Linked DNA regions of Homo sapiens: all the other regions are linked to region 3. Evidence: chromatin loops called from intact Hi-C (ENCODE). Cell type or tissue: dorsolateral prefrontal cortex. All regions are shown on one strand. Links, peaks and the distances in the headings refer to the core of each region. The heading gives the core; the rest is flanking DNA. Region 1 has its middle 39 kb from the start of MIR1270. Region 2 overlaps LOC105372316 (a long non-coding RNA gene). Region 3 holds the start of LOC102724427 (a long non-coding RNA gene).

Region 1 (7,193 bases), core at 685-5,684, 110 kb after region 3:
GGTGCCATGGCTCACCCCTGTAATCCCAGCACTTTGGGAGGCCGAGACAGATGGATCACCTGAGGTCAGGAGTTTGAGGACAGGAATTCAAGACCAGCATGGTGGAAGGCGCCTGTAAACCCAGTTACTCGGGAGGCTGAGGCAGGAGGATCACTTGAACTCAGGAGGCAGAGGTTGCAGTGAGCCAAGATCGTGCCACTGCACACCAGCCTGGGCAACAAGAGTGAAACTCTGTCTCAAAAAAATAAATAAATAAATAAAAATACAAAAAATTAGCCAGGTGTGGTGGTACACACCTGTAGTCCCAGCTACTCCGGAGGCTGGGGCAGGAGAATCACTTGAACCTAGTAGGCAGAGATTGTGTAATGGCCTAAGGCGTTCACCTTGCCCTTTGCCTAGACAGAGCCCATTCATCAATACAGGAGAATTTGTGGAGAAAATATTAAACGTTAAATTTCAACTCAATTGAACATGGACACAAACAATGGTTACCAAGTCCTGGGACAGGTTATGTGAGCCCCTTGAGGCATTCATCCAGCACTATTTTTGAGAAATCTCTGTTTGAAATGCTTGTTCCTTGGTGCCATAAAGAAATAGCACTTGAACATAAATTTAATTTACTCAGTAAGGCCATTTTTACTTTCTGCAGAAAGGGTACACTTACCAGCAGTTTTGCCATGAGTGTACACCGAACAAAGGAGACAGGGTCACTTATAACCAGATGCATCAACTCTACTCCTGTGTTGTTTTCACTGGCTGGGACTGGACCTCACATTCTGTATTTGTCTCGATTGGCTAGCAATGTAGAACTTTTTAAAAGAGGCAAACGCAGAGGAGAACAGAGGAAGGAGGAAGTAACTTGTAGAATGCTGAGAAAGGTAAAAACACCTTCAAATAAGGAAGAGGAACAGGCTATGACCTAATGCTTGCTTGGACCAGTATAAACATGCCAGAGCAAATATTTAGGCTAAACAGTGGGAGCTAAGAACATAAAGTACATTGATTTCTTTATTATGGCTAGCAGATATTTAAGAATATTAGCACAGGTCTTTCAATACATTTTACTTCTAAGAGAAGTTACTATTTACTCCTAATTAGATGGGGAGGAAAGTCTTTGAAGAGAAACCTCTACTTTACTTTTACATCTCTATTTTAATCTATTCCTCTACGTTAGTTATTGAAAAACAATAGACAATTGCAAAAAAACAAGTTCACCTATTTGTGTTCCTGGAGCCCATTCACAAAGGGCCCTCGTGACTGGGCCTCATGCCAAACAAGTTGTTACAAAAAGAGCTAGGGCCGCAGACTGCCCTAGCTTCAGGAGACCTCTCCTCATCTGTGCACGGTTGAGTGTCCGACTCTGGAGCCCAGGCTATCACTTCCCGGTGTGGTGGTGAATCCTCCATAGTCTGATGAGTGTTTTTGTCTGACTCTGGAGCCCATACTGTTGCTTCCTGGTCTGGTGAGGAATCCTCCATAGTCTGGTGAGTGTAAACATACACACACACACACACACACACATATATACACACACATATATGTACATATACGTATATACATATATGTATATACGTATATGTATATATACATATATACGTATGTGCATATATACATATATACGTATATACGTATGTGCATATATACATATATAGGTATATATACATATATGTACATATACATATATACATATACATATATACATATATACATATATACATAATACATATATACATATATACATATATACATAATACATATATACATATATACATATACGTGTGTGTGGTCATGTGTGTGTATATATGTGTGTGTGTGTGTATATATATCACTTTTCCCTTCTCCCCTTTCCATTGCAATTTTCTTATTATATCAATTTGCTTATTATATCTGCATTGCCATTTACATAAGATAAAGCTTCTTTACCCTTAAAGGTATTGTGTGTGTGTCTTTCTTTCTCCCCTCATGAGTTTCCTGAACAGAACACCATATTTTTCAGAGGCTTTATTTGTTTCTTATTATTCTTTTTTCCTTAATCTTGCCTGCATGCCTAATTTTGACAAGGTGCTATTCAAACTCTGATATCCTTTCTTCTGCTTGGTGAATTCGGCTTCAAATACTTTTGTATCCTTCATGAAGCATAAAACAAAAACTAACTGGGCCTTTGGCCAGGCATGATGGCTCAAGCCTGTAATCCCAGCACTTTGGGAGGTCATGGTGGGTGGATCACGAGGTCAGGAGTTTAAGACCAGCCTGGCCAAGATAGTGAAACCCCATCTCTACTAAAAATAGAAAAGTTAGCCAGGCATGGTGGTGGAGGCCTGCGTCAGGCCTCTGAGCCCAAGCTAAGTCATTGTATCCCCTGTGATTTGCACGTATACATCCAGATGGCCTGAAGCAAGTGAAGAATCACAAAAGAGAAAATGGCCGGTTCCTGCCTTAACTGGTGACATTATCTTGTGAAATTCCTTCTCTTCGTTCAGAGGCTTCCCAACTGAGCACCTTGTTACCCCCGCCCCTGCCCACAAGAGAAAAACCCCCTTTGACTGTAATTTTCCACTACCCACCCAAATCCTATAAAATGGCCCCACCCCTATCTCCTTTTGCTGACTCCATTTTCAGACGCAGCCCACCTGAACCCAGGTGATTAAAAAGCTTTATTGCTCACACAAAGCCTGTTTGGTGGTCTCTTCACATGGACGCATGTGAAAGCCTGTAATCTCAGATACTCAGGAGGCTGAGGCAGAGAATTGCTTGAACCTGGGAGGCGGAGGTTGCAGTGAGCCGAGATCGTACCACTGCACTCCAGACTGGGCAAAAGAATGAGACTCTGTCTCAAAAAAACAAAACAAAACAAAAACAGAATACAGAAGATCTTTCTTCCATTTTGACTGTAGAAAATGAATGTATTTCCACTGGAAAATGTGGTAGATAATTGATGAGTAACATAGATTCGTCAAACTATCCGTTTCTCTTTTTGCAGGGTAAATTTGTGACAGTGACTATCTCGGTTCTGTATCTTGTCTTGATTTCTTAGTTTAATGCTAAATTATATGTGGTGAAACGTGGTACTGTTAGATATGAGTTCTAAATGTCTTTTCAAAGAGTCAATATGTCAGTATGTTCAATTCTTTGCCTTCTACTTATAAACTTAACTTCCTCGTAAAGCAAACTTTTTCAATTACCTGCTCCACCTGACTCATTTCAATCACCTGCTCCAACCTGACTCATTCCCATTACCTGCTACCTGCTCTGCCCTGACTCATTTTTTCCCCACATAACCATTTTTTTTCCCGCCAAACCACTCACCCAATCACTGTCTTTAAATTAGCTAAGTGGAATTAGTTTAGCCTATGCAGTCTAACCCTAGCCAATAGGGGAACGACACAGCAACAGGGGCCATGCGCGTCAGGGATAAGAACCCCTTTCCCTCCCTTGTCCAGGTGTGCACTCACCATTGCTCCATTTGTAAAGGCACACCCTTCTATAGAATTACCTTGCCTTGCTGAGAATTAAAAAGAAAATTTTATATTCGAGTGCTATTTCTTTTGCGGCACAGAAATTTTATTTATAACAATTTGGGGGTTCGCTTGTGATTACATTCCCCTCCAGGGGTGGTCTCTGGTTCTCTCTCATGAGGAGGTTTGCCCTGCCCCCTTGTGGTGGCCTCAGGGGTGAGAAATCCAGACCCACTCAGTGGGAAAAATAACCGGAGCTCTCAGCAACGAGGGGAAAAAAAAACTGGCCAGTAACCTAGCTTAAAGGATCCTCATATACTGTGGCAACAACTCTGTGCACAGACCCAGGAAGGAGAAGCTGCGGGAGCCAGAAAAGTACTTCATTGGTGGTCAAATTCTGGAGAGCTAAATGTGTTTGTGCGTGATTGATCACAAACAACCCTGCTTGCGATGTTGTTCGTGTGGATGGTGACAAGTCCTACTGCTGAATGGAGTGAGTGGGTCCTCTCTGTGGTTCCGTAGCTACCTCATATGACTTAGGGTGGATCCTGCCATGAGATTTATTCTGACATGCCAACACTAAGAGGGGCCTAATTCTCCCTTGGGGGAGCAGCCAGAGAGAACAACACGAATGGGAAGTGCGCAAGGAAAGAGGGGGAAAGGGAGGAAACAGGTTAACTTTCTGGGACAGGCAAGGAGAGACATTTCTGGTGTCAGGGGTTGAGACTTCCGGGACAGGCAAGGTGAGACAGCCCTGGTTTGAGGGGTTGAGGCTTCTGCTAATTTCAAGGGTTGAACCTCACACAACCCCCCTTTCCTTTTATCTTGGGGGAAGAAAGAGTAGCTCCACTCCCGCTGGTCCCTCCCCTAGGGGAAGGAGAAGGAGAGGACAGAACAGCAGCATAAGCATCTGGGAGAGGCACGGAAAGACCAGAAGAGAGATGAGACAGAGAGAAAGACAGAGGGGAAAGAGAGAGAAAGAGAGGCAGAGAGAGAGAGAGGAAGAGACAGAGACAAAGAGGGAGTCAGAGAGAGAGACAGAAAGTCAAAGAGAGAAAGAAAGAAGTAGTAAAGAAAAAACAGTGTACCCTATTTCTTTAAAAGCCAGGGTAAATTTAAAGCCTATAATTGATAATTGAAGGTCTTCTCCGTGACTCTATAACACTCTAATACCACCTTGTTGTCAGTGTAAACAAGGGCGCAGCCCGAAAGCACTGAGGTCACTGACAACCTGTAGCCTTCCTATCAAAAATCCTTAACCCAGAAACCTGTGGATGAAGGTAATTCATTCAATCTGTAGTGACAACTGCTTTGCCCGTAATGCCCAACCTTGTTTTTACTAACCCTGTTTTTAGACTCCCCCTTTTTCTCCCTTAATCACCTAGCCTTGTTTCCACATGAATAAAACCCTCCCTGGGCCAGGTGCGGTGGCTCACGCCTGCAATCCCAGCACTTTGGGAGGCCTAGGTGGGCGGATCACGAGGTCAGGAGATCGAGACCATCCTGGCTAACATGGTGAAACCCCGTCTCTACTAAAAATACAAAAAATTAGCCAGGCGTGGTGGTGGGCACTTGTAGTCCCAGCTACTGGGGAGGCTGAGGCAGGAGAATGGCATGAACCCGGGAGGTGGAGCTTGCAGTGAGCCGAGATCACACCACTGCACTCCAGCCTGGGCAACAGAGCCAGACTCCGTCTCAAACAAACAAACAAACAAACCAAAAACTCTCCCTTAGCTGAGAAAGCTAGACAAACTCCATCTGGCCCCCTTGATTTATAAGACGTTAAGGACTCCTTACCCACCCCCTTCTTCAAGGAGTTAACTTGTGTAAACAGATTCTCAACATATCAAAAGAGTCCAATTAACTGATAAGGTACTGAAACAAACAATGTATGAAGTTCCCAGGATCTTGCTCAAAAGATAACACCACAAAGCCTTGAGTCTGTGTCCGGCATAGCACCCATATCTAACATCTTATGAAGGATTTAGAGCCCCCGCACCTGCTACCGTTGCTTTTCTGTAAACATTTGTCTTTTAAATTGTCTGTTTCTCTGTAATCATTTGTCCTTTTAATTTTTGCATGTTTTTACTTCTGTAGAATTGTTGCATTTGAGCTCCCCTCCCCTTCCTAAACCAAAGTATAAAAGAAAATCAAGCCCCCTCCTCATGGCCGAGAGAATTTTGAGTGTTAGTCATCTCTTTGGCCACAGGCTAAATAAAGGACTCTTAATTCATCTCAAAGTGTGGCGTTTTTCTAACTCGCTCGGGTATAACATTTGGAGGCCCCAGCGAGATATATTCCCCACCGGGTGAGAGCCGGGCTTTCTCCAGGCTCCCCCAGACAGATGGCTGGCTTATTGGGGGGTGCCACCTGAAAAATTTTTCCAGGTCCGTTAAAAGTGACCATCTTCCGGAGGAGAGCAGATTGACTACCGTGTGTTTGCCCACAAAATTCCACCTCTGAGTCCTCAACTTCTGACCCTGGGGTCAGGTAAGTCAGGCTTGACTTTGCCCTGGACTCAGTCCATATCCCAGGTGCTGGGGGACTGAGTCCTGGTTTCTGGCAGGCCAGTCTCTCTCTCTCTCTCTCTGTCTTTCTCTCTCTGTCTCATTAAAGACTAGTCTCACTCTCTGCTCTCTTTCTCACTCTCACTCTCCCTCTCCCTTTTTCTATTTCTCATCCTTCTCTTGTTCAGGTTTCTTGGAGATCTCCGGGAAAAAAAAAACAAACAAAACTGTTATAAACTCTGTGTGAATGGTGAGTGATTGGGTGATTGTGGAAGACAAGGGCTTGTGCTTGTCTTCCAGTTTGTAGCTCCATGGCGAAAGCTACACAGCTTGAGTGGGCCCTCACCTGTGGTTCCATGGTGACCTCGTAAGGCTTAAGAGGCATAGCTTGATCTGAGCCGGGGGTTTATACCAGCCTGCCAGTACTAAGAGGAGCCCAAGTCCCCCAAGGGGGAGTGGCCAGGTGGGCATCTGAATGATCCCATCATGGGACCCCCTCCCCTTGTCTGTCTAATAAAAACTGTCATAATTGTTTACATGCCCTAGGGCCAATTTTTTGTTTTATATTTATTGCTCTGCTCAGTGTCTATTGTCTTGTTCAGTGGTTGTCAAAGTTTTGTATGTCATGTCATTGATATTGCCCAAGACATCTGGGTAAGAACTTCTTCAAGGTCCTTAGTGTTGATTTTTTATCACAGGAGGTTAAATTTCTCATCAATCATTTAGGCTGGCCACAACAGTCCTGCCTTTTCTGTCAGAAACAAGTGAGGTGTTGTTACGGAAACGAGTGTGGAGAACATTCGCCTGATTGGGATTTCTGGCAGCGTGAAGGTTGCTGGTATTTAGATTGTCATACCCTACATCCAAGAGCTGGGCTGCCTCTAGGTTAAACTGGTGGTGGGTTGAAAATAGCCACCCTGCAGATTTCCTTGCTTACCTCTTTTGTCATACTGTAACTTTTCCCATGCCCTTAAATAGGACACTGTGTAGGGAAACCTACACCTGTACTGCTTTACTTCATTTAGATCCTTACTCTGTTCCTCTGTGGCTACTCTCCCACCTTAAAAATGATCCGAGTGGCCTCATCCCTGCCCCTTACCCTGTACATCTCATTTTCCAGTGCCACAGCAAGTTCAGCATCTCCAGGACTTGGCTCTGCTCTCACTCCTTAAACCCTTACAGAAAAAGGCTGAGTTTGAGCTATTTGCCTTTGAGTCATGGAGACACCAAA
Region 2 (7,193 bases), core at 844-5,843, 270 kb after region 3:
GGTCATCTATGTGTAGACCTCAATTAGTAAGGTTAAATTTCCCACAGACCCCTCCTTCAGCTGCTAGTAAGTAGTCGAGAGCCAATCTATCTTGATAGGTAGGATTTCTCATCTGAGTTTCTTGCCAGGCCAGAATAGTCAAGGCTCTGCCAGTTTTATTAGTGGTTATTTCTAAGACAGCTTGTAACCATATCATTTGGTTGAGCATGTAAATGGGGTTGTAGTATCCCCACGAGCCGTATTGTGCCCAAGTAGCAGGCCCATAATATTGTGTGATTCTCTCAGGGAGCCATTCATCATCTTGCCAATTCCCTATGGCTATGCTTCTCTTTTCATGAGAAGCATAGACAGGGAAGCCAGGAGTTCACCTGTCTTTATGGGCAATAGGAAGAAAGATTGTTTAATAGTGCCAATAACACAACTACCTGCCCACTGGTTGGGTAATTTGGCATAAGCTCTATGCCCACATATCCAGTATAATCCAGTGGGGGCTGTCCAGTCCTGGTGGGACTCTGGGTGGGTCTACACGGTTTGCAACTTTGGGAATTTACTAAATGGATTCCTTTCTGTGTGATTTGAACTGTACCAAGTGACTGTTTTTGTGGTACCATTATACAATTTATGTCCCAGACAAATAAGTTGTCCTATGGGATGAGTGAATTATTTTCCTTCTCTAGCTATGCAATATTGTCCAATAATTGAGGCTTTTAGGGCCCAGAAATTATCAGGGTGATTCTTTTGAGCCAGGAATTCAACAGGAACTGGGTCTATAGGTACTAATCCTTGGGCTTCCCATGGCCAATGATCTCCCATTACAGTTCCTCCACACACATAACATGAAGTGTTATTGAGAGACTGGGCTATGTGCTCAGATAATTGCAAAAACAAATTTCTTGTTTTTCTGGGAATTTTTGGTACTGGTACATTTAGTTCATCATAGGAAGTTTGAAACACTGTCTCAGGAGAGCGTTTGTAAACTTCTCCTCAAACTAAGATATTTACTTGAGGATCCCATCCAGACCCGTCAATTCCTAAGGTCACACACTCCTCTTTTTTCCAGTGAGGATCAAGGGGATTTGTTATTACTAGCTCTGTGGGGTTACATTTTCCCTTAATACAGGAAAGGCTATTTTTTCCTTCCTGAAAGTGGACTGGATCCTTTTCATTTTTTATCCAAGTTGCCCAAGTGACACAAGACCAATATCCACATTCATTGCCACACAATCCTAATTCATGACAAATGTACTTTTTTTCAGTCATATAGCCTTTTTCCCAACTAAAAGAGCGACCTTGCCTTCCTAACTTATTGCTATTAATGACAGCACTGGCATCAAATCTCAAGATTATGCGTTTGGGCACCCCTTTTTATTCTGTTGTGGTCAATACTTTACTTGTATCATTTATGAGTCCCCACCAGACTTCAGTCCTTAATCTTTGTTAAAAAACTGTGGACATGGGAGGCTCAGAACGGTCATAACACACATCTGGCCAGTCTTTTCCTGGGCTACATACCTTGTACTGAGTGCCATTATATAAGCATGTTCCTTTTAAAGTCCCTAGACATTCATAGTAACTATAGAACAGAAAGATTGTTTTAACTTGTTGCCCTACCTCGGTAACCTGATGTATACACTGAGAGCAGTCCTCCATGTGGGGAAAATCAGTGGAAGTTTTTACTATACAAGCCCAAATTATAAGGAAGATGAGTCCCACGATGATCCTCCTCATGCTTTGGCCGTGCATAGACCAGTCAGCTTCTGGGTGTGACTGGAGCAGGGCTTGTCGTCCTCCTCAGAGTCACTTTGTAGGGGGTGTCCGGGCTCGGTTTTGCCTCCCAGGTTTCAGCGGCTGCAGGTTTCACACAGCTGTGGTGGATCCAGGCTGGGATTCCTTCTACCTTTACAGCTGTGGGGGTGGTCAGGATGACGGTCTGAGGTCCTTTCCACCGTGGCCTCAAAGGGGCTATGTTGCAGTCTTTGATCCAAATGCAATCACCTGGAGAGAAAAGGTGAACTGGGGAGAATAAGCTGATGGGACATCTCTCATTTACCCAAGTTGAGATTGTTTGTGTAATTTTTCCTAAAGCCTGTAGCTGTCACTGTAATTCAATTTCACCTAACTCTCAGGGAATGCCTGGAAGCCCCCATAGTATAGGAGGAGGTCTATGATACAGTATTTCATAAGGGGAGTATCCTGTTTTCTTAGAAGGAGTGCATCTAATTTTAAACAATACCATAGGAAGGGCCTGTATCCACTTTAATCCTGCTTCCTGACATACTTTCCCTAAACTATTTTTAATAGTCCGAATCATTGGCTCGACCTTTCCGGAACTCTGAGGTCGGTAGGTGGCATGTAGCTTCCAAGTGATTCCTAATGCCTTTGCTGTCTTCTGTACCAAGTCAGCCACAAACACTGGCCCATTATCTGAGCCGATTCATAAGGGCAGTCCAAACCTAGGAATAAGATCTCAGAGAAGCACACAGGTTACCTTGGGGGCCTTTTCAGTTCTTTTTGGATAAGCCTCCACCCACCCAGAGTAAGTACACACAGGAACCAGCAAATACTTGTTACCTGCACATTTCTGTGAAATCCACCTGAGGATCCTGAAAAGGAGCTGCTACATAAGCTTGTATGCCAGGCAGAACAGTGAGACATTGCCTCATATTGTGCTGTCGGCAAGTAACGCACTGTTTGGTACTGCTTTGGCAAGGGCTGGGAAGCGTGAGATGTAGAAGTACCAGCCTAACAATTTTTCAAATGACTCTTGACCTAGATGAGTGGTTTCATGCATGGCCAATACAATTGTGGCTCCCAGCAACTGCAGCACAGCTACTCTCCCATCTGGCAGTCTGATCCATCCTCCTTTTATTACTTGCCCCCTTCTGTGTGGAAGAAGTCTTTTTCTTTCTTAGGTAGGTACCAGGTCAGGTATTTGAGGGAGTAAGGGGGCTGCTACTGATGCCTAGTATGGGGTAGATGCTGCTTTTCGAGCTTCTGAGTCAGCTCGGGAGTTTCCTAAGGCCACTGAGGTGGAGCCTCACTGGTATTCCCTGCAGTGCATGACTGCCACCTTCTGAGGTTTCCACACTGCCTCCAATAATTGTAGAATTTCTTGTTGATATTTTATGTCCTTTCCCCCAGAGTTTAACAGGCCCTTTTCCTTATATAATGCTCCATGCACTTGGAGGGTTAGAAAGGCATGTCTAGAGTCAATGTAGATATTTACAGTCTTACCTTCACTGAGTTCTAGAGCTCGAGTTAAAGCAGTGAGCTCAGCCTTCTGGGCTGAAGTGCCCTGTGGCAATGGTTTGGTTTCAATGACAGCATCCAAAGTTACCACCGCATATTCTGCACATCTTTCTCCTTGTGGGTTGATGAAGCTACTCCCGTCCAAATATAACTCCAAGTCTACTGATGCCCATGGCTGGTCCCTAAGGTCAGGTCTGCTAGAATAAACTGAGTCCAACACCTCTACACAGTTATGCTCGACTGGGCTCTCTGATACTGGGAGCAGGGTGGTGGGATTTAGGGTGTTACAGACTTCAATGTTTATGTGGGGATTTTCACATAGCAAGCTTTGGTACTTGGTTAATCTAGCATTTGTTAGCCAATGGTGTCCTTTGGTGTTCATCAAAGTTACCACAGCATGGGGGCTTTTATATTCAGATTTGGCCCAAGGGTTAGTTTATCTGCTTCTTGTGCTAACAGGGCTGTTGCTGCCAGGGCCCTTACACATGGTGGCCAGCCTTTGGAGACCCCATCTAGTTGTTTTGAGAGATAGGCCACTGGCCTTGGCCAGGACCCCACAGTCTGGGTTAAAACTCCAACTGCCATTGTTTCTCTTTCTGACACATAGAGTGCAAAAGGCTTTGTCAAATCTGGTAGTCCCAGGGCTGGGACCAATGTAAGTTTTTCCTTTAACTTACAAAAGGCTTGCTGTTGTAGAGGCCCCCATTCAAAAGGCTCCCAGTTGCCCCCCTTTGTAATGCCGTACAAAGGTTTGGCTAGCACTGCAAAGTTTGGAATCCATAATGTGCAAAACCCCACAGCTCCCAGGAATTCCCTTACTTGCCTTCTGGTTTTAGGTTCCGGTAGGCTGCAGATGACCTGCTTTCTTTCTGACCACAGGCTGTGCTCCCCTTTCCAAATAGTGAATCCCAGGTAGCGTACCTGCTGTCTGCAGATCTGAGATTTCTTCTTGGGCACCTTATACCCACAGTCCTCCAGGTGCTGAAACAGGGCATCAACCCTTTTGAGCACCCAACTGCCATGGAGTGTCCCAGCAGAAGGTCATCCACGTACAGGAGCAAGACATAGCTTAGGTCTTTAGCAGGAAACTTTTGCAAGTCTCAAGTCAGAGCCTCCCCGAAGATAGTAAGGGAGTTCTTGAACCCTTGGGGAAGCCAGTTCCAAGTGTACTGAGTAGTGACACCTGACTGTAGATCTTCCCACCGAAACGCAAACAGCTTCTGGCTCTCAGGAGCTATTCTGATGCTACAGATGGCATCTTTTAAGTCCAGATGGGTAAACCAGATGTCCTCAGCCGGCAGCAGCCCTAACAACGTGTAAGGGTTAGGAACTGTTGGGTGCAGAGTCACTGTAGCTTGGTTGACCAAGCGCAAGTCCTGTACTGGTTGGTAGTCCTTGGTCCCTGGCTTAGGGACTGGCAGGAGGGGGGTGTTCCATGGACACTGGCAAAGAACTATAATTCCATAGGCTTTGAAGCACCTGAGATGAACCCGGATTCCTTCGAGAGCTTCCCTGGGAAGGGATACTGCTTTCATCTAATCAGTTGGGCCCAGGCTTAACTTCTATGAGTATGGGGGCTTGGTTGGCCGCCAGTCCTGGAGGATTATCCTCTGTCCATTCTCAAGACCAACGCTCAGCTAGAGCTGGTTGTATCTCTTCCCATTCTTCTTCCCAGGGGACTGTAAGGACAATGATAACTCCTGTTCCCAGTAACTTTAGCTGTAAAGAGCCGTGTTTTGTAAAGGAGATGGTGGCTGTCAGCTTGCTAAGCAAGTCTCTTCCCAGCAAGGGCAAGGAACAGCCAGGCATGTACAAGAACTGGTGAACTACTTCATGTCTTGCCACCGAGTAGGTCCGTGGCAGACAGTAAGTCTACTTAGTAGAAACTCCTGTTGCTCGGATTATATCAATGGTTTTCTTGGACAAGGGGGTGACCGGGGTGGTCAATACCAAATGTTCAACACCTGTATCAACCAAAAACTTAATATCTTTGCCCCCAATTGTAATCCTGACCGTGGGCTCCTTGGGGGTGATTGAGCCCAGTCCCCTTCAGTCCAATAGCCCTTCAGCCAGATTGAATAAAGCTCCCTCATCTTTATCTGAGGTCTTTTGTTCTGAATCATGTTGCTTTTCCTTCAGTTGGGGACACTTATTTTTCCAATGTCCCATTTTCTTACAATAGGCGCATTGGTTACATTGCAAGCGTGGGTGATTAGACAGGGTATTATTCCCAGAACCCCCCTTTCCCTCTCCTTTTGGGGGAATTCCCCTGATGGCCACAGCCAGTAAGTTGGCGTTTCGCCTGGCCTGGCTTTCACCTTCCTTACGGCTTTCTCTGTGGCTTGTTGCATCTCTATTCAAACACTTGATTGGCTATTTCCAGTAACTGTGAGATATTCATACACTTAAGCCCAGCCTGTTTCTGCAGTTTTCTCCTGATATCTTCCACGCTTTGACTAACTAAGGCCATGTTGATCATGTGCTGATTTTCAGGGCTATCTGGATCAAAATGAGTGTACATACTGTAAGCCTCACACCGTCTTTCATAGAATTGCGCTGGACTCTCCTCTTTTTCTTGGATGACCTCAGAGATCTTATTTACACTTGTAGCCTTTTAAGCCCCTTTCTTTAGACCTTCTATTCATGCATCATGGTACTGTCTTAGCCTCTCCATGTCTGGTCACTAGTTCAGGTCCCATTGGGGGTCTGTTCCTGGCAGCTGAATTCTTATATATTCTTGGGGATTTTGGTAATCCACTGGGATGTGCTCCTCTGGCCACTTAGTTGCCACCCGGAGCACCCTTAGCCTTTCATCAAAGAGGTACATGAACAGCTGGTGGCAATCAGCCCAAGTAGGATTATGAGTGTGTATAATAGTTTGGAGCAAGTCAATTAAAGCTTGAGGCTTTTCAGTGTAAGCAGCAGTATTATTTTTCCAATTGATGAGGTCAGCAGAGGTGAAAGGTTGATACACAAAGTCACGCCTTTCCACCATGTGTCCATCCTCATCTACCCCAGTATATCACTGCTGTCTCAGGGGCATTTGGATTCCAGTCTTGGGCCGTAAGTGAGCTGCCAAGGGAGGAGTTTCTCCCGTGGCTTCACTTCCTCTTTTGTCTACTCTGGGTGGTCTAGGAGTGTGGCTATCTGGTGGAGGTGTGGGTGCTGTGGGCTCAGGAGTGGGAAGCCCTTCCTCTTGCAATTCTGACCATGATTCTTCTGGTATTGGGTCAGACAGGGCTTTTGGTGCCGGCTTCCCTCAGCAGGTGGAGTGAGAACCTTCCTTAACTAACTGTCCCTTTGCTACTAGTACTGCTGCTGCCTGTCCTCTTAACTACTGTGGGGGGTCCAAAACTAGCTCTAACCGAGAATCTTTATACAGGAACTGATCGGGGTGCCCTGGCTTGTAGGTTACACTGTGCCATACCTTCAATACAAGGGACCTGTTCAGGCTTCCTTCTGATGGCCAACCCACCTTTAATGCTGGCCAGTCTAACTCACACAAAGTTCTAAGTTTTCTTGGTGTCATAGTAACTCCATAGTCTCCCTTAAATCCCTTTTTGAAATTTTTCAACATAGCTCCTAGTGGGGTGGGCCTACTTTGTGCCTGACCCATGTTTCCTCGAGACAAAACACTGCGCTTACACCACATGCACACCACAAAACAAAAACAGGTAAAAAGGGCACACACACACTTTTTCAGTTTACACCAAACCAGAATCAGAACCAAAATCAGAGTATCAAGAAATCCAAGCCAGGTCAAAACCAAAACCTAAGTATCAAGCAATTCAACTCAACTCAAAAACAAAAAACCTAAGTGCTGGTATGGGCACGTCATGGGTGATCAGGCCACGCTTCCACTCAAATGGAGTAGGCAAGTTCCAAAGACTAGTCTTACCAAGTTTCAGATGTCTGGATTCCAAGTGCCAGTTCCTTCCTGATGT
Region 3 (7,193 bases), core at 977-5,976:
CCCATGTTCTTCAGTTAATCATTTTAAAAAAGCATTGGCTAACACTATTGAAAAGATTTGTTTTCTGTTTGTAAATATTTCCAGTGAGAAGAAAGGAAAGACTAATCCCCTGACACTGTAAGGAAGGAGACCACCTTTCTGCTTGTCTCAAGCCTCAGAAAAAGAAAAGAGGAAGCAAAAGCTAAAGAAAGTCAGAAATGAGATCAATAGTTAGACAGCTCCTGGCCACTCCCCAGGGCTGGTAGTTAAAAATCAGCTCCTGACCTAACTGCTTGTATTATCCATAGATTTCAGGCATTGTATGAGGAAGCATTGTGAAATTTTCTGTTCTGTCCGGATTACCGATGCATACACGCTCAGTTATGTACCCCATGCTTGCTCAATCAATCATGACCCTTTCACGTGGACTCCTTTAGAGTTGTAAGCCCTTAAAAGGGACAGAAATTTCTGTCTCAGGGAGCCGGCTTTTGAGACGCAAGTCTCCTGATGCTCCTGGCCGAATAAAGCCTCTTCCTTCTTTAACCTGGTGTCTGAGGAGTTTGTCTGTGGCTCGTCCTGCTACATTTCTTGGTTCCCTGACTGGGAAGTGAGGTGATTAGTGGTTGGTCAAGGCAGTCTTTTAGGTGACTTAGGCCTGTCCTGTGGAGCATCCCCGTAGGGGACTCCAGCCAGCCTGAGAGACACGGATCCTGAGAGTGCTCCCAGGTAGGCAATTGCCCTGGTGGAATGCCTTGTCAGTGCAGTGCATGGGAGGCCCCTGTGGAGGATCAATGCAGTGGCTGAACACTGGGAAGGAACTGGCAACTTGAGTCTGGACATCTGGAACATGGTAAGACCGGTCTTAGAAACTTGCTCACTCCATTTGAGGGGAAGCATGGCCTGATCACCCATGACGTGCCTTTATCGGCATTTTGGTTTTGGTTTTGATTTTGTCTTGGCTTAAATTGCTTGGCACCATGGTTTTGGTTTTGATTTTGATACAGTGTGAATTAGGCAAGTGTGTGACCTTTTACCCTTTCCTTCTTGTAGTGTGAGTTTTGTCTTGTCTCTAGAGAAAAATGGGTCAGACACAAAGTAAGCCTACCCCACTTGGAACTATGCTGAAAAATTTCAAGAAGGGATTTACAGGAGACTATGGGGTTACCATGACACCAGAGAAACTTAGATCTTTATGTGAAATAGATTGGCCAGCATTAGAAGTGGGTTGGACATCAGAAGGAAGCCTGGACAGGTCCCTTGTTTCAAAGGTATTGCACAAGATATCTTGTAAGCCAGGATACCCAGACCAGTTCCCGTACATAGACACTTGGTTACAGCTAGTTTTAGACCCCCCCACAGTGGTTGAGAGGACAGGCAGCAGCAGTGTTAGTGGCAAAGGACAGGTAGCCAAGAAGAATCCCACTCCACCCATCGAGGGAAGTCGGTTCCTAAAGTTCTGTCTGACCCCATATCAGAAGACTCATGGCAGGAAATGGCACCAGTGATGCCTCCCCCTTATCGAGATGAGAGACCCCCACTTCTGAGCCCACAGCACCTGTGCCTCCACAGGACACACACACCCCTAGACCACCCAGAGTAAACAAGAGAGGATGTGAAGCCATGGGAGAAACCCCTCCCTTGGTGGCTCATTTAGGACCTAAGACTGGAACACAGATGCCCCTGAGGGAGCAGTGATATACTGGAGTAGATGAGGACAGGCATGTGGTAAAAAGTCATGCCTTTGTGTATCAACCTTTCACCTCTGCTGATCTCCTCAATTGGAAGAACAATACCCCATCTTATACTGAAAAGCCTCAAGCTTTGATTTGCTCCAAACTATTATCCAGACTCATAACCCTACTTGGGCTGATTGCCACCAACTGCTCATGTACCTCTTTAACACAGATGGAAGGTGAAGGGTGCTCCAGGCAGCAACTAAGTGGCTGGAGGAACATGCTCTGGCCAATTACCAAAATGTCCAAGAGTATGTAAGGTTCCAATTACCAGGAACAGACTCCCAGTGGGACCCAAATGAAGGGCCAGACATGAAAAGACTAAAATGATATAGGGAGGCCCTCCTAGAAGGGTTAAAAAAGGGAGCCCAGAAGGCCACAAATGTTAACAAAGTCTCCGAGGTCATTCAAGGAAAAGAAGAGAGTCCAGCACAATTTTATGAGAGACTATGTGAGGCATATCGTATGTATACTCCCTTTGATTCAGATAGCCCTGAAAATCAGTGCATGATTAATGTGGCTTTAGTTAGTCAAAGCGCCGAAGATATTAGAAGAAAGCTTCAGAAACAGACTGGGTTTGCAGGTATGAACACTTCAGTTATTAGAAATAGCCAATCAGGCGTTTGTGAATAGAGATGCGACGGGTCGTAGAGAAAGCCGTAAAGAAAGTGAGCGCCAAGCCCGGTGAAATGCTGACCTGCCAGCCACAGCTATTAAAGGGGTTCCCCCAAAGGGCTGAGGAATGGGGGACCCCGGGGAAAACACACAGTCTGACTGACCACGTCTGCAGCGTAACCGGTGTGCTTACTGTAAAGAAAGCAGGTCATTTGCAACCTACCAGAACCTAAGACCAGGAGGCAGGTGAGAGAGTTCTTAGGAGCTGTGGGGATCTGCAGGTTATGGATCCCAAACTTTGCAGTACTGGCCAAACCTCTGTACCAAGTCACAAAGGGGGGCATCCAGGAAACTTTTGAATGGGGGTCTCAACAGCAGCAAGCCTTCCATGAATTAAAAGAGTAACTCATGTCAGCCCCAGCCCTGGGTCTGCCTGACCTGTCAAAGCCATTTACACTATATGTGTCAGAGAGAGAAAAAATGGCAATTGGGGTTTTGATCCAGGCTGTGGGGCCCTGGCTAAGGCTGGTGGCCTACCTATCTAAACAACTGGACAGGGTTTCTAAAGTTTGGCCCCCGTGTTTGAGAGCCTTAGCAGCAACTGCCCTGCTAGCACAAGAAACAGATAAATTAACTCTTGGGCAAAACCTAAACATAAAACACCTCATGCTGTGGTGACTTTAATGAATACCAAAGGATATCATTGGCTAACGAACGCTAGACTAACCAAGTACCAAAGCTTGCTCTGTAAAAGTCTCTGCATAACCATTGAAGTTTGTAACAGCCTGAACCCCACCACCCTGCTCCCGGTATCAGAGAGCCCTGTTGAGCATAACTATATAGAGGTGTTGCACTCAGTTTGCTCAGGTTAGCAAACCTGACCTATGGGACCAGCCTTGGACATCAGTAGACTTGGAGTTATATGTGGATGGGAGCAGCTTCATCAACCCACAAGGAGAGAGGTGTGCAGGATATGCACCTCTGGATGCTTTTATTGAAGCCAAATAATTGCCTCCAGGGTTCTTCAGCCCAGGAGGCCGAACTCATTGCTTTAACTTGGGCCCTAGAGCTAAGTGAGACTGTGAACATTTACACTGACTCTCGATATGCCTTTTTAACCCTCCAAGTGCATAAAGCATTATATAAAGAAACAGGCCTGTTAAACTCTGGGGGAAAAGATATAAAGTATCAGCAAGAAATCTTGCAATTATTAGAGGCAGTGTGGAAGCCCCAGAAGATGGCAGTCACGCACTGCAGAGGACACCAGTGAACTCCTACTACAGTTGCTTTAGGGAACTCCTGAGTGGACTCGGAGGCTCAAAAGGCAGCATCCACCCCTTACCGGGCATCAATCACAGCCCCCTTTCTCCCTCAAGAACCTGAACTTTTACCTACCTATTCTAAGGGAGAAAAAAACTTTTTCCAAGTGGAAGGGGGACAGGTAATAAAGGAAGGATGGATCCAGGTATCGGATGGGAGAATAGCTGTGCCACAGCTACTTGGAGCAGAGGTTGTACTGGCTGTGCATTTAACTACCCATCTAGGTCAGGAATCACTTGAAAAGTTGTTAGGCCGGTATTTTTACATCTCCCATTTATCAGCTCTTGCCAAAACAGTAGCGCAGCGATGTGTTATCTGCCGACAGCACAATGCAAGACAGGGTCCAGCCGTTCTGCCAGGTATACAGACATATGGAGCAGCCCCCTTTGAAGATCTCCAAGTGAACTTCACAGAAATGCCAAAGCGTGGAGGTAATAAGTATTTACTAGTTCTACTCTGTACCTGGTACCTACTCTGGGTGGGTAGAGGCTTATCCAACATGAACTGAGAAAGCTCATGAGGCAACCCGTGTGCTTCTTCAAGATCTTATTCCCAGGTTTGGACTGCCCTTATGGATCAGCTTGGACAACAGGCCAGCATGTGTGGCTGACTTGGTACAGTAAACATCAAAGGTATAGGAGATCACATGGACACTGCATGCAGCCTACCAACCGCAGAGTTCGGAAAGGTGGAGTGGATGAATCAGACAATCAAAAACAGTTTAGGGAAAGTATGTCAGAAAACAGGATTAAAGCGGTACTTTTAACCCTGGTACTGTTCAAGATTGATGCAACCCTTCAAAGAGAACAGGATATTCTCCCTATGAAATATTATATCATAGGCCCCTTCCTATATTACAGGGACTCCCAGGCACTCCACAAGAGTTAGGTGAAATTGAGTTACAGTGACAGCTACAGCTACAGGCCTTAGGAAATTTACTCAAACAATTTCAGCCTGTGTAAATGAGAGGTGCCCCATCAGCTTATTCTCCCCAATTCACCCTTTCTCCCCAGGTGATTGAGTGTGGATCAAAGATTGGAACACATCCCCCTTGCGACCACGGTGGAAAGGAGCCCAGACCATCATCTTGACCACCCCCCCACAGCTGTAAAGGTAGAAGGAATCCCAGCCTGGATCCACCATAGCTGAATAAAACCTGCAGCCTCTGAAACCTGGGAGGTGAGACTGAGCCCAGACAACCCCTGCAAAGTGATTCTGAGAAGTGTTTGTGTCCCTGGGTACTTGAGATTAGGGAGTGGTGATGACTCTTAAGGAGCATGCTGCCTTCAAGCATTTGTTTAACAAAGCACATCTTGCACAGCCCTTAATCCATTTAACCCTGAGTTGACACAGCACATGTCTCAGGGAGCACAGGGCTGGGGATAGGGTTGCAGATTAAAATGGAGTCTCTTATGTCTACTTTCTATATGGACACATTAACAATCTGATCTCTCTTTCTTTTCCCCACAGAAAAATATTCACAACTCATTCTGTATGATGTAAATATAGCACTCAAAACTGTATGTGTTCTTGTTCATGCCCTCAATTTTATACTTTATTATCTAGAAAAATATATATGAACCGATGTGGCGGATCTTATGCTGCTCTTTTTTCTCAGAGTTAGAGAATATATTAGAGAATATTTCTGTGTTGAAAACTATTTTATTGGATAATTTTAGTCATCCTATAAGTCAGAACCAGTTCTCTTTATGCTCGCATTTCACCTTAAGTCAAATTGAAAATTCTGCTCATGGCCATTTAAGTAAAGGTGTGTGTGTGTGTGTTTCAGGGACCACTGCAATTTAGGGATGTGGCCACAGAATTCTCTCTGGAGGAGTGGCATTGCCTGGACACTGCACAGTGGAATTTATATAGGGATGTGATTTTAGAGAACCACAGAAACCTGGTCTTCCTTGGTGAGGATAACCTGAATACATAATTCATAATATACCCTAAAGATTTTATTTCTCTTTTTTTGCAGAATTTTTTTAGTAATTTATTCTTTTCATAAAAGAGTTTCAGATCCACTTTTTCCAGAAAATCTTCAGAATTTGTTCATTTAGAAAAGAATTTCTTCAAGATGTTTCATCTTAATCCAGACTTTCCACATTCCTGAGTTGAGCTGTATTCTTCACTCTAAATTAGTGGTAATTCCAGAAACTTAGTGGCATAAAATATTGTTGCCCCACCTGAAAATCTAATTGCCACCACCAATTTTTGATTCAGTAGTACCAGATAGTAAAATTAAGAAACCGGCATATTGAAAGTATTCTTCCTTCCTTTTTTTTTCTTTCTTTCTCTTTTTCTTTCTTTCTTTCTTTCTTTCTTTCTTTCTTTCTTTCTTTCTTTCTTTCTTTCTTTCTTTCTTTCCTTCTTTGTTTCTTTGTTTCTTTCTTTCTCTTTCTTTCTTCTTTCTTTCTCTCTCTCTTTCTCTCTTTCTTTCTTTCTTCTTTCCTTCTTTTTTTTTCCTTTTTTTTTTTTTTTTTTTTGAAGAGTTTCACTCTTGTTGCCCAGGCTGGAGTGCAATGGTATGATCTCCGCTCACCACAACATCCACTTCCTGGGTTCAAGCAATTCTCTTGCCTCAGCCTCCTGAGTAGCTGGGATTAGAGGCCTGTGCCACCATGCCCGGCTAATTTTTTGTATTTTTAGTAGAGATGGGGTTTCTCTATGATGGTAAGGCTGGTCTTGAACTCCTGACCTCAGGTTATCCACCACCTCAGCCTCCCAACGTGCTAGGATTACAGGTGTGAGCCACTGCACCTGGCTGAAAGTATTTTCTAAATATTTATAAATTTCTGTTATGAATTAGTATTTTGGTATTAATTTACTAGAATATTTTATTATATCTGCTCTGCTGAGCACATTTAGTAATGTGCTTATAATTGGAGAATATGAGCAAGACTCATGTTATTTATTTTTAATAAAACAGGTATTGTTGTCCTAAGCCAGACCTGATCACCTGTCTGGAGCAAGGAAAAAAACCCTTGACTATGAAGAGACATGAGATGATTGCCAAACCCCCAAGTAGGTGTGAGTGAAAATGAATACAAGAGACGACAGAGATAAGAGGTCCCAAGGTCAATGAGAAAGCAAGTTTTTAAAATGTGATTCAGGAAGCTGTGTTCCAAAGGAAATAGTTCCTGGGCAGCTGTGTTATTTGTTTATTTATTTATTTAATTTTGCTCCTACAAAGGGGCATCTTCTGTCTTATGATTTTAAATTCTCTAAGGATTCCACTTTTCTTTTGGTGAGCTTCCTTCAAGTTCACAGTGAGAGCCAAAGTCCTCTTCATGGCATATAAGAGACTGCACAGGCTGGGCACATTGGCTCATGCCTGTAATCTCAGAACTTTGGGAGGCTAAGGCAGTGGATCACCTGAGGTCAGAAATTCGAGATTAGCCTGACCAACATGGTGAAACCTCGTCTTTACTAAAAATACAAAAATTAGCCAGGGGGGTTGTTGGGCACCTATAATCACAGCTACTTGGGAGGCTGAGGCCAAAGAATCACTTGAACCCAGAAGACGGAGCTTGCCGTGAGCCA

Evidence for each region. Peaks named below come from ENCODE experiments on the same cell type or tissue, not always from the same donor. Only the 100,000 strongest peaks of a DNase experiment are listed, where the experiment ranks them.
Region 1: it touches region 3 in a loop (9-fold over the local background); 12 of 110 quality-filtered maps call a loop at or near these places.
Region 2: a loop joins it to region 3, with 6 times the contacts of the local background. A loop is called at or near these places in 8 of 110 quality-filtered maps.

The regions. Positions count from the first base shown.
Region 1 is chr19:20,356,850-20,364,042 of GRCh38, forward strand. No RefSeq gene overlaps it. Among named protein-coding and RNA genes, the nearest start is that of MIR1270, 39 kb to the right of the region's middle. RefSeq lists an enhancer at 3,827-4,382. In dorsolateral prefrontal cortex, for the core only: a CTCF peak has its summit at 3,645 (motif pointing left); a DNase peak (open chromatin) is centred at 3,662; H3K4me3 peaks cover 406 bases; H3K27ac peaks cover 884 bases.
Region 2 is chr19:20,510,690-20,517,882 of GRCh38, forward strand. The region is part of intron 2 of LOC105372316 (a long non-coding RNA gene); the gene reads left to right. Among named protein-coding and RNA genes, the nearest start is that of ZNF737, 51 kb to the right of the region's middle. In dorsolateral prefrontal cortex, for the core only: a CTCF peak has its summit at 3,052; no DNase peak of the experiment used is centred there.
Region 3 is chr19:20,243,622-20,250,814 of GRCh38, forward strand. The region is part of intron 1 of LOC105372310 (a long non-coding RNA gene); the gene reads right to left. LOC102724427 (a long non-coding RNA gene) reads left to right here and starts at 3,942. Exons shown (of 3, transcript XR_936403.3): 1 at 3,942-4,078; 2 at 4,661-4,826. RefSeq lists an enhancer at 4,441-5,246. In dorsolateral prefrontal cortex, for the core only: CTCF peaks have their summits at 3,562 (motif pointing right) and 3,762; a DNase peak (open chromatin) is centred at 3,600.